3 separate regions of the Mus musculus genome follow, and all the other regions are linked to region 1. The links are chromatin contacts, found by POLR2A ChIA-PET in ENCODE. All regions are on one chromosome and are shown on one strand. Each heading gives the region's core, a stretch centred on a gene start or an enhancer-like site at or near the end of the contact. The rest is flanking DNA. Distances are from core to core; before and after follow the strand shown.

Region 1 (4,149 bases), core at 1,162-3,661:
TCATTACTGAGCCTGCCTCAGTCCCCCTAACTTGTGAGATAGCATCTCTGGGATAAGGAGTATGCTTGGGAGCTGTAGGAATGAAGTCAGACTGGCAGAAGCGACCATGAGGGCCCTCGGGAAGCAGGAGAGCACTGGCTCACATCTGCACAAGGAGGAGGGGCACAAAAAAGGAAGGTGACAACAGAAAACTCTGTCCATTTCAACACTCAGTTCCAAGTTGCCCGGGACAAAGAGGAAGGAAATGTGCTGGGCTTCCTTCTCTGAATCCCCACCTCTCTTCCTCCCCAGATCAATTAGGTTCTCCTACTCTTTCCAAAGTTTGAGAAAGCCCACAATGTCTTTCTATATGAAGGTGCCAGTAGGATCTCAAACAACACTTCAAAAACTTGCAATAGGAGCACTTTGTGGCTTGGGGACCGCCTGCATCTTTAAAAGGCCCTGGAACAGATTTATTCTGAACTATCAGAAGCATCCAATCCTTGCCATTCATCCCATCCAGGTACTAACCACGTCTGATCCTGTTTGGCTTCAGAGATCTGATGAAATCCAGAGGATTAGAATGGTATGGCCCTAGACTCACTGCTGTTTCTCTACTGCATCTTGAAGACACCACATTAACTATGAGTCCAACAAAGAACACAAGTCAAAGTTTAAAAAAAAAAAAATTCTATTACTTATTAAATAGTAGGTAATACATAATCAAGGCACCCAGTAGATATTTGAGCCTCAATTTTTCAAAAATATGCCTATAATGTGTAATATAAAATTTGATCCCCAGAAAAAAAGGGAGGAAAAGAACTGAGACTAGCAGGGCATGGTGGCTTTAATCCCATTCTTTGGGAGGCAGAGGAAAACAGACCTCTGTATGTTGAAGGTCTGCCTAGCCTGCACTGTGTTCCAGGACAATAAAGGCTGTGCAGAGATCTTGTCTCAAAAAAACAAACAACAACAACAACACAAACCATGAACTGACACTGATGGTGATATTTTATATAGCATGTGGAGAACGACCTTGTCTTAGGAGACAAAAAAAAAAAAAAAAAAATGGGCTGCCAACAAGATATGAATGCCACTTTGCACAAGATCCACACAGTCAGTGGAAACTACATAACACATCCCAAAATATTGCCCAACAGGAGATAATTATACTGGATAGGACAAGGAGGCTCCAGACTCCCGTGTATTCTTATGCACCCAAGTAACGCATAAGAGACGCACACAGGCTTCCCTAAACAAACAGGTTGTTTGCAAAGAAAAGTCACTCGCTAAACTGTACCCTCAACCACATACCGCAGAAATTCAAGAATCCTCAGGCTTTTTTCCTGTCAACCCAGATTCTTGCTAACCCGAGGGTCATTTGGCACTGAACGCCTCACATATTATGGTACAATATAACACTATGTATCAGTGTGGCCGATTTCTTTCTACGATGCTCCGGTGCGTTACTAAGATCTTTAATCGTTTCCCCCCCTCTCCCAAATTCACTTAATGTGGCAGAAAGAAAAAGCTCAAATGGTGGCTCACAGCTACCCTTTAACACCTGAGCCGGCACAGGCCTGCTAGGCAAAACGCAAACAGGAAGGCGTTCGCAGGGTCTGTGCCCCTTCAGAGCCGTGCAGGAGAAAGCTGGCTGTCCTGGCAGAGTGGCCTTTTCCCTTAATACCCAAAAGCACGCTAATCTTAACAGTCCTTACTCACTCCCGCCCCAACTCCCCAGTCAACGCTCATCATCACCCTCTCTGTCCGTATTAGGTCCTCCATCCCGCGCTTCTCTGTAGCCCCATCTTCTAACCCTCAGAGCAGCTGCTACTTTGTAGCCCCAGATCTAGTCCTGCTCCTGCACCTGAGCCACGGCCCTAGCACACCAAGTGCGCTACACAGGGCGGGCGGGCGCAACGCCAGGCCAGCCCGCCATCGCCGAAGTGCCCCGGAGCAGGCCCTCCGCACCCCAGCGCGCACTGAGTGGCCCTCGAAGCTGCTGGAGGCGCGAGGTCCGCTGTCACCGCGCAGAAGCACTCAGGAGGCCCGGATAGGCGGGACGGCGCCCTGGCAGGAGCCAGAGGCGGTTAACCCCTCCTCCGAAGGCCGCCCGCTTTCCGAGGGCCGGGAAGCCGCGGCGAGCACAGCCCAGCCCGGCCCGGCCGGGGCACCCAACGCGCGCGTCCGAGACGGGGATCGGGGGTTGTCCGCCATCCGAAACCCGCGCTCGACTTCCGGCCCGCGCGGCCCCAGCCTCGCCGGCCGCCCCGGGGAACCCGCTCTCCACACGCGGCGGAGTCCCGCGCCGACGCTCACCTGGCCGCGCTCCGGCGGGAACTCCAGCCACTCCAGGACAGTCACCAGCAGCCAGCGGCGACTCCGCGCGCGACACAGCCGGCCGCGCTCTCGCGCCCCCGAGGTCCCGCCCCTAGCGAGGCTGCCCTGAGCTCCCCATTGGTCCCTCGACCTTTTGAATCATCGCCGGCGCTGGCGATTGGTCGAGGGCCAGTGGCGCGTCCAGCCCGCCCGCTCGTGAGCGTCCGGCGTCCCCACCCGGTTTATCTCCGCAGCCCAGGCACCAAGCCGCGCTTTGGCTCGCGCCCTCCTGCGGAGCGATCTAGGCCGGCGGTCTGGGAGGAGGGTGAAGCTCGCGCGACGCCAGGCAAAAGCGTCCGCTGCTGTCACCCGGCTCTCGGTCCGTGTGTAACCTCGGGAGCCAGCGGGCCGCGCGCTTAGTCCGGCCACGGCCGAAGCCCGCGGGCTTCGCGTCCCGCCTGGACCCGACCCCAGCAGGCCCAGGCCGGAGCCCCCAAACTCCCCCCCCCCCTTACACTTGCCACCACTGGTTGTTTCCTTCCTCTCGGGTTGAGAGTTCAAAGCAGTTCGTTAAAGCTCCCTACTTCGCCGTGCTGTTTTTAAAGGTATTTCCAACATCCCTTATTAAATACATCTGAGTGTCTTCCTGCCTCGGAAGCACTGTGGGTTCAGATGCAAGGCTGAAATAAGTCTTTTCATCCGCAGCGTGGCTTCAGGTGCACAGCGCTGTCACCTTCTCAGCTACAAACGAGTGAGTAAGTGCGTGCCTCGGAGCCCTTCCTAAGAAAGAGTGCTCACCACGATTTGATTTGTCATTGCCGTTGGGGTTGCCCTGGGTGGAAATCTAAACCACAGATGTGTGCATCAAGAAACCTCTAAACGTAAAGTTTGGCAAATCCCTTAAGCTTCAGCTCTTAAAGACGAATCCTACTCCGAGTCCTGCGGCAAATAACACAGGAAAACACCATGGGAAGGATGTCGTTTGAGATAAATTCTACTAATACCAAAGACATCCTTCACTCCTCAAACCCAGAGCCAAGGTTCCGTTGGGTTCCCTCCACAGGACATATAAGCATTTTCACTTACAAAATAAAAGACCAGAGGCGGGGAAACCTTGTAAACTTTGGTTTATAGTTTCTTCAAAAGGACCAGGCCAGTGAGGCTGGAGAGCCAGCTCAGATGATAAAGAACCCTGCCTTGAAAGAATAAGAACTTTGTGAGCACTTGAGACCCTCAGCACTAAAATTAAAACAAGAGGAAGGTGCTCTCAAAAGGCTGTAACTATAATGAAGGGGACAGAGGTAGCTGGGGACAAACAGATCTCCCTGGACTCAGTTGGTAACAGCTAGGATTTTGTGAGACACCCTGTCTCAAAGAGCAAGATGTTGCGCAGTTGGAGAAAGACAACTTACACTAACCTTTGGCCTTCATGTATACACTTGCACACACACACACACACACAAATAAGCCTGTATACGAATTCAACATCATACCTTATATTCACTAAAGATGTTTGTGTGTGCAAGGCATGGGTACATACAGAACTCATTCCTGCTTTTCCTTAACATTTAACTTTAAATTTTTTAATTTTATTAATAAGTTAGAAGAGGTAAGGACATGGATCCGGACCTACTAATTAATTGTGAAAATTAGATGCAGCTGTTCATTGGGAAACGCAGCTGGCAATAATTCCTTATAACATTCTCTTATTTCAGATTCACGAAATTGCCATTTGTAATCAGTACATTCAGGTAGATGAAATGTTTGTTTGTTTTTTTAACCACATGTATATCAGTAAGTTCTTAATGGATTTTGGGTCTTTCTCTATCTAAATCTCATGGTTGCATAATT
Region 2 (4,149 bases), core at 526-3,025, 250 kb after region 1:
CTTGACCCAGGGCTGGTGGAAGAAAGATGACTCCTATGTTGGAAGACAATCTATGCCTTAATTTCATGTGATTTTAACTGTGAACTATGTTAGATCCCCATATGTGGTTATTATTTTGGATTAATATTCCAAATAGTGATCTCTCTTTGTCACAAAGACAAGGGCCGGGGAAGATCATGTGAGCACGAATCTTCTTTCAGGGTCAGTCAGACTGAGCTGCCGGGTGCAGACTCATTCAGAGAGGCCCAACTGAGATCTGAAGGACTTCCAGAGTGTTTCCTCATGCTTGACTTCTTAGTGTTGGGGAATGTAGCTCAGTGATACAGCACTTGCCTGGCATGTCTGACACCCTGGGTCCCATCCCCAGGACCAAACAACACAACAATACACTACTTCCTCTTGCTGTTCCTCCTCCTCCTCTTCCTCCTCCCCCTCCTCTTCCTCCTCTCCTCCTTCTCTTCCTCCTCCTCTTCCTCCTCCTTTTCCTCCTTTTTTTTCGAGACAGGGTTTCTCTGTGTAGCCCTGGCTGTCCGGCAACTTGCTCTGTAGACCAGGCTGTCCTTGAACTCAAGAGATCCGCCTGCCTCTGCCTCCTGGGTGCTGGGATTAAAGGCCACCACTGCCTGGCTTGGTGTTTCCTCTTTTAAAAAGCTGTATAACAGGAAGCGGGGAGGATAAGAGGCAGCGGAGTTCTCCTTTAAATGAACTCTATCCCCGGCCTCAGTATATAAAACAACAAAGGGTTGAGCTGCTTCCAGAGAGCAGGGATGGGAATCTGGGAGTTTGACCTCCTTCTTTCTCTTGGCCTCTGGGAAGCCATCCATCCTGGGTTCCAGAAATATGCCATCATCCCGATCATAATTTCCCAATCTCTGAGGGAAATTCTGTCATCTGGTGCTTTCGATGACTGTGTTCAAATGTTACAAAAGATCTGGCAGAGTCCCAACGGCAGAGTCAAGCATTTGGGCTTGGAAGCCACCGGGTGTAATATTAAGGTGTCTAAGTGGCCACCAGCTCTATTCTAGGGGTTCCTAGCCTCTCATCTGAGTCCCCCGGTAGGCAGGAGAAGGCCATAAGAAGAACAGAAAGCATGACACACTCACCTCTGAGGTCAGGTGGCGTGTCAGCTTTACTTTCCGAGCTGACTCAGGGCGCCTCCCACCAAGCTGCTGGCTTGCTGAGGCCTGTCCTGAAAGCTGACTTAGTAGATGGTTGTGTCTACACAGAGGTTTTTGCCCAGCAGCTAAAGAACATGTAACAGATGCCTGCATGCAAATCCCAGAAGGCACCAGATCAGCTAGCTTCCTTTCCTGAACACCCCAGGAGAGCCAGACCCACAGGTGGTCTTCAGACTGGGACATTTGAGTTATTCCAGATAACTGACCCCCCTCCTTGGGTATATCTCAAAAGGAGAGAGAAAAGGCCTAGCTTCAGGACACAGAGGGGCCATAATGAAGAGAACTGAGCTGTGCTCTCAAGAATCGGATAAAGCTCCTTCCTGGGACAAGGAAGCTATGGGGTCAGGCCTGAGGGCTGGGGTTATTTCAGGTGTCTGTTTCACCAACTGAGAGGCCACAACCTGTCTTCTTAGTTTCCCTCTGCAATCAAGCCTACCCGGTTCACCATGTTCTCTGTGCAGTGCGAGAGCCAGTCACTAAACACTGCTCTCTACAAACTGGCCCATCTCGGAGGGTCACGTGACAAGAATGCTTCTCTCGGTAACAGGACAGATTGTCACGCTGCTGTGATCAAAGGCCTTGGTCCCCAGGTCTTGGGCAGCAGGGCCCTGGCTCGGGCACTGAGCTATAATTATCTGGAAGCTGGCCAGGCCTCCTCCGTGAAGAGCCTGGGCCTGGGATCATCTGGAAAAACTCAACACATTCCACACTGTCCCAAGAGGGAGCCCAGGGGAAGCCTGGTGAAGCTTCTGTCTTAGACTTTGGAGCTGGGCTATCTGTACCTACGTCCTAGGTCCTATGAAGATGGAACAATGCTCAGAACCACTCCTCCTGGAGTCTTTGCCAAGAGCTACTGTGCGGAAAGGTCCGGAACAACTGTGTCACGCGTAGATGAGGCACAGTGACTGCCTAGACCAGGGCTTTGTTTCCAGTTTAAGTCCCGACCTCCTCCTCCTCCCTCAAATCCATGGGGTCATATACTCTGCCACAGTTTGAATACGGAGGATACACAAGGCCAGTTCGCTGTTTCCCTACACACCCCAAGTCCCCTGTCCAGAGCTCTGCATTGTGACACAGATCCTGGAAAAAGTCTAAACAGCCTCCTTGAGGACTGGCTGGCACCAGGATCTTTCAAGATTCGGTTGAACAGTTTCAGTCCACCCGTGGTCCTAAGCTGGAGGAAACAAGGTCATGTTGCCTAGCATAAGGGTCTGCACTTCCCTGGTGACTGTTCGGTGACTTATCTGTAAGCAGGAGAGGCCCTTGCAGGCCCTCGGGGAGAGCAGGCTGGTGAGACGATCTGCATGGAACTTAAGGGCTGTGATTTCTAACTTTTGCTATTTGGCCACGTGTTCTTGAGCCAGCTCCTTCTGCCTTTGTAAAACCGAGATGTGACTGTTTTCAGAAGAGACAGTAATGAAAACGATTGCCGAGTGCCTCTTTAAATAGAGCAGACATAGGCCACATAAATGCTTTAGGTAATGGAATTCAGTCCTTCTTCCTCCTTAGCCTGAGCCGCAGAATCAATAATGTTTTTCCAAGTGCAGTGTTCCCAGGACAAAATGTGAATCAGCTCCCCGAGCCAGGCCTGCAGCCTTCCGATGGGGAGTGGCCTGGGTCCTCTGGGGCCCCGGCTGTCTCTGCCTAGGGCTGGCATGGGACAGTAAGTGCCCATCCCTGCCTGGGACACCATCCAAGATGCCAGGGTGGCAGATTTCTCTAATGTCAGAAGAGGTTTTGTTCAGGGGTCCAGTGTGCACAATGGGAGCTGCTATCTGTCTTCATTTTGTTTTCTCTAGTGAGGACGAATTGTGCTGAGTCTCCGAGGTAAGCGCTGTCTCCTGCTGTAGCTACTGTAATCCTCTAAGCCACCCACTTTGGAGGCAGCTGTGATTACCATTCCTATTTTACCTAAGGAAAAGGAAATAGACCCAGGGAGAGTTAAACAAGTCAGCGAGGCAGGAGAAAACAAAGGCCAGGCCCCTGCCACGCCCCCACCCCTCCTTATCGCACTTGGCCTACATTTACAGACTTCCAATGGAACAGAAGAGCGACCTGCAGTGTGGGAAGGCACTAACCAGGGAATGCAAGGCAGTTGGGGTTCCCACAACTACAGGAAAAATGCTGCAGTGTGGCTATGGGGGCCTCTCAGCCTTGGCAAGGGGGAAGGGGAGGGTAAGGGTGGACGGAGTGGGGTGTCTCTCTTCTCTCACCTGGCTCTAAAAACTGGCACACAAACCTGCAGGTCACCTGAGAGGGTTCTGAGCCTACAGGGACTCATCAGAAGTGCAGGGCATCCAGGCTGCCAGGGCCCCCAAGGCACTGCATGACCCTGACCACGGTCATGGTCGAAACCCTCGATCATGTTCAGCACCATGCACCATACACCAAAAGTTCAGCACCATCCTGGTACAAAGCGCCCGGCCCTGTGACAGATGCCTGCTCGCTAACTGTCGTACTTTGTCTAGGCTGAAGTCTATCTGGTCCCGTCTTGTGAATACAAATGAGAAATGGAGGAAGGGAGGGGACCTTCCCATAACTTCTTGTCACTCTCCATGGAGAAGAATGCTTTGGCCACTATCCCTGCATCCAGGGAATCTGAGAGGAAGAAGAGCAAAGAGGGTAGCCTGTACAGATCTGTTGATTTTTAACTTAGAAAACACACAAGTGTGTTCTTGTATATGTGTGTCTGTGTCTGTGTGCCAATGTGTGTGTGTGGTGTGTGTAGATGTGTGTGTGTGTGTGTGCACGCGCACATTCTTAAGCATACGCACACACACTTCCTGTCAGGTTTAGTTTAGGGACAGGGACAGAGATTTCAGGATACTGAGTGACATCTGTTCTGCTCTTCCTGTTTAAGCTTAACTTCATTAAGATCATGATGCCCAGCTAAGGACTCTGCTTCACGCCTTCGTGGCTGCTGAGATACAAAGGGTTATGATGGAACTTTCAAGACGTTTACTTAGCCGAG
Region 3 (4,149 bases), core at 834-3,333, 180 kb after region 1:
ATTATGTCACTAAAGTACAATCAACAGTATGTAATATTACCTGACAGAACAGTCATGTTTTTTAACAGTTCCTGAATTTTCAAGGCCACCAGTAGCTTAGCAAAAATGCACAAAAATATAACAGGTTTCTCAACTTGCATTTTACAAAGATTAATCTTGATTTCTATGCCATTAATTACTTTTTAAACATTTGAAATAAGTTGTATGAAATCACCCAGGAAAAGGGGTCACTTGGCAAAAATCTAACACTAACATAAAGATCTGTCACCCAGAATCAGAAAAATTCATAGTAAGCTTAAGTAAACACAGCACAAAAATATACTTAAAATTGTAACGGGTCTGTGTTCAACCCTGATTTTTTTTTTTTTTTTTGAGGAGGGGGATATAAAAGCTAAAGTTTCAAACAGAAATAAGGGGGGAAATTCCAATGACAAGATTTTCAGGCCAAAGAGAAGGAATTTGAAGATATTATTCAAATCTCATTTCATTACATTATAAAGGTCTTGGCAACCGTCGGCCATTAATCTTTAACACAAAGGAGATTCAAATCCAAATGAACTGAAAGACTATCTCGGGAGGGAGGAAGAAACGGAGGAATTTACTTCATCCACAATTGTTTAACCTAAAAGGGAGGCCTTTAAGGATGAGTACGCAAAATGCATCAGCCTTCAGTCTACGAGGTCCTATTTCTCACTAAGTCTTGCACCAATCCAAAAGCGGGAGGTTATGGACACAAAACAACCTTAGGAAAGGCTTGGGGTGGGTGGTCGCCAATGAGTGACACACCACATCATGGTTTATTCTCCTACACAACTGGAGAGACAAAAATTAAAAAACATCACACCATATGTTTCACCGTATCAATCAAAAAGCATTTCACCACGGTACATCCAAGACTTTCCTTTGGGGCTGAAAAATAAATAAATAATTGTATTGATTACAGAGGAAGGGAAACGCGGCCGCTTCTGCTGCAATGCAACACAGGCTGCTACGAACCGGAGAGAAGGGCTTTCCAAACAAAACCCTCCCCCGCCCGGGCTTACAAACCTCAACCAACTTATCCCAGCCTCACACTGTCCCCCGCCAGAGGAAACCTAGTAAATGCTCTCCCTTCCCCCACCATCGAGAAATGTTCACCTTTCCCCGCTCCTCCGCTTTACCCCTACCAGAGGCACTTTATTCCCCGCAGAGATTTCAAACCTTCCAAACTTTCCTCCCCACCCCCCTTTTAATTAAACACTAGAGCTTTGTACTAAAAGTGCAGAGAATTTTTACAGATGTACGGAAAATACCTGTTTCTCGGCAACGAGCACGCTACGACTACCGAGCCCCTCCCCATCTCCTGGGTTTCGTTAACCCAGGCTGGGGGAGGGAGGGAGGGAGCTGGCATATTGAATTGAGGAAGGGAAATCCTGGGTAAAAGAAGAGCATCGGAGGGGGACACCGGGAGGAGCCCCCTCCCCCAAATCAGAGCGGCTGGGCAGGGCAGCTGGACCGGAGAAACCCGAAGGGACAAAAGGGAGCGAGAAAGAGCCGGGAGAGCCGAGCCGGCGCCGCGGGCCGGGGCAGGCGGGTCCGCGCAGAGCGGTCGCGGCGCCGCGGCACAATGGCTGGCGGCCCGCGCGCCCCTCACCTCATGGTGCCGGCGGCGCCGAGGCTTCCCCGGCGCGGGAGCCGCCGAGCGGAGGGTCTCTTCTCAGGCGGGGAGGCGGACGCCGCGGGGACGCGCGAGCAGAGGCGGCTCCGGCTCCGGCGGCCGGGCTACACCATCTCCGCGCGCAGAGGCGAGGCGCCGGCCCGCCGAGCGCGAGCGACCACGGGCTGGGGACGGGGCACGGGGCCGAGGCGCCGAGCGGGTCCCCGGCGGCCGCCGCCTCCTCCGCCTGCGTCGCCGCCTCCTCCCCGCCGAGCCTCGTCCGCCGCTTCAGACGGGAGCCGCCGGGGCCGCGCGCCCGTCCGTCCGTCCGTCCGTCCGCCCGCCCGCCGCTCCAGAGGCCGCTCCGAGCGCGCCGCCGTCACCGCCGCCGCCGAGGCCGTGAGGAACCGGCAGCTGCTGCAGCCGCGGGAGGAGAGCCGGGCTCGCCGCGGGGCGCCGGGGGCGGGGCGGCGGAGGAGCACGCAGGCGCCGCCCTCCTCCCGCCGCCCCCGCCGCTCCCGCTTCGCCCGCTCCCCTCCCCCTCCCTCCCGGGGCGAGGGGCGTTGCGCACGAGGGGGCTGCGGGGCGGCGGCCGAGGCGAGGCGGCGGTGCGGCCACGGCCCTTTGTTGCCGCCCACCCGGCTCCGCGCCCCCCGCGGTCGGAGGGGGGCTCGGCGCCCGCTCTGCCCTTGACCGCGCTCTCCTGCCGCGGCCTTCCCGCAGCCCGGAGGCTGAGGTGAGGAGCGAACCGCGGTGGGGGGGTTGGGGGGGGCGTGACGAGCCGGGCGCGATCGCGGAGAGGACCAGGGCGCGCGGGCCGGCATCCCCCTCTGCGCGTCCCCGCCGCGATGTGATTCCCTCCCACCCACCCCCACCCGTGGGATGTAGGCGGGATGTAGGAGAGTTCCGAACACGCAAAACGTGGCCATCGTCGTCCCCCGGATTCCCGAGGACCCCCGAGCGTGCTGGACCTGGGGATCCGGCCGACGCGCGCACAGTACTGGGATGACTGCACAAACACACGCGCGCATAAACGCGCACACACACACACACACAGCTAACGCATCGGTGTCGGGAAACGCGGTGGCCCGAGGCACGCGGAACCCTGTGCAGCCGCGAGAGACGCAGCCCGTGGAACCCTTTCTGTCGTCACCAGCTGAAAGGGAATCCCGGCCGGGGGCGGGGAGGGATGGAAACTGAGGATAATTTTAAATGCTCTGTCTTTCACCTAGTCTGGAGCTCACCTCCTTGAGAAGGTAGATAGAAAATACTAACGCAGCGAATGGTTTAGTCAGATGGTGCAGGAGGCCTCTGAGAAGCCCGAATTTGGGGCGGGGGGTGTAGAATGAAAAACAGCAAATCCAATGATCTAATAAAATTTTTTAAAAACTGAGAGCCCGCTTTCGTGCGCAGTATACAGATGCCTAGACTAGGTTAGAAAGGGTTTTTGCAGCTACCCGATTTCTATTACATCCAAAATGGAGGACCTAGCAATACTGCAGGAATCCATTCAAAAGTTTGATGTTCCATATAAAATGAGCTGCGGTTCTAAAGATACTTATGAAAGCTGGCATTCTGGGCACTTTCAAATGACAAGCTAACGTATCCTATCCATCCTTGGTCAATGCCTGAATTGTCTGGAGAACAGTTTAACCTGTTTTAACTATGAAAAGCCTCCTGGTTTCAGAGCTCAACAAAGGCGGTTTGCTTTTTGGAAGGAAGCCCTGCAAGAAGCAGTGACCTAGAGCTGTGGCACAGGACCAGGGTGGCCTCGGGTAGTAAAAAGCACGGTGCCTCTGCTCTAAACATGGTGTACTTGAAGAACACTAATTTCCACCCACATAGCTAATTACAGCTTGCCATCACAGAGCATTTTATTCAAGGATCTCCAAGGACTGAAGAGAAAACAGCCCTGTCAGCCAAATGTCCTTGTTGCCCATATTACGAGAAGAGACAGAAATATACATCTCAAACAACCTCGTGTGTTATTAGTACAATAGCCGTGATTAGAAAAACATCTCAGCTCTGAGGTGCACTGCCTTTGTATAAAGGGCATCTGTATAAAATGCTTGCACCTCAAGTATTCAACAAGTTAACTAATGTCTAGAAAGAGGAAAAAAAGCACTAATGCCTATTGAATCTTCTTGGGGAAAGAATTAAGACACATTCAGCCAGAAGTCACCCCAGCTCTCCTTAGTTCATTCATACCAATATAGTAAGTACAACAGAGCTTAGGTTTCAGATAAAAGCCTTACCACCACCAGAAGAGGTGGAGATACTGCTGTAATGACTCAAACTATCTCTTGTCAGAGACAAGAAACACCAATAAAAATTCCTTGCGAATGACATCATAACCTGCTTCTCATTTTTGCTAGCTAATCCCATCCTGATCTAACGAAATCACCATCATCTTTATGCTAACAGCTGATGTCCCCATGGTATGAGTACCAAATTAAGTGATCCAAGAGGAAAATGCTATTCTTGTTTTCTGTGTTTATTAAAAATGTACCAGC

Evidence for each region. ChIA-PET counts read pairs that join two places held with the same protein, here RNA polymerase II (POLR2A).
Region 2: POLR2A ChIA-PET joins it to region 1 with 12 read pairs in Patski. The contact joins the enhancer-like site here to the promoter of Lbr in region 1. POLR2A ChIA-PET finds 5 or more read pairs at or near these places in 3 of 5 experiments (Patski and embryonic stem cell).
Region 3: POLR2A ChIA-PET joins it to region 1 with 11 read pairs in Patski. The contact joins the promoter of Enah here to the promoter of Lbr in region 1. POLR2A ChIA-PET finds 5 or more read pairs at or near these places in 4 of 5 experiments (Patski and embryonic stem cell).

The regions. Positions count from the first base shown.
Region 1 is chr1:181,839,990-181,844,138 of GRCm38, forward strand. It overlaps Lbr (lamin B receptor), which reads right to left and starts at 2,412. Exons shown (of 14, transcript NM_133815.2): 1 at 2,299-2,412.
Region 2 is chr1:182,087,287-182,091,435 of GRCm38, forward strand. No RefSeq gene overlaps it. Among named protein-coding and RNA genes, the nearest start is that of Gm39719, 7.0 kb to the right of the region's middle. Within about 2 kb of position 1,776, at least 3 of the 3 ENCODE cell types and tissues checked have a DNase peak (open chromatin) inside an H3K27ac peak, as active enhancers do.
Region 3 is chr1:182,017,897-182,022,045 of GRCm38, forward strand. It overlaps Enah (ENAH actin regulator), which reads right to left and starts at 2,084. Exons shown (of 15, transcript NM_010135.3): 1 at 1,634-2,084. The coding sequence starts at 1,638.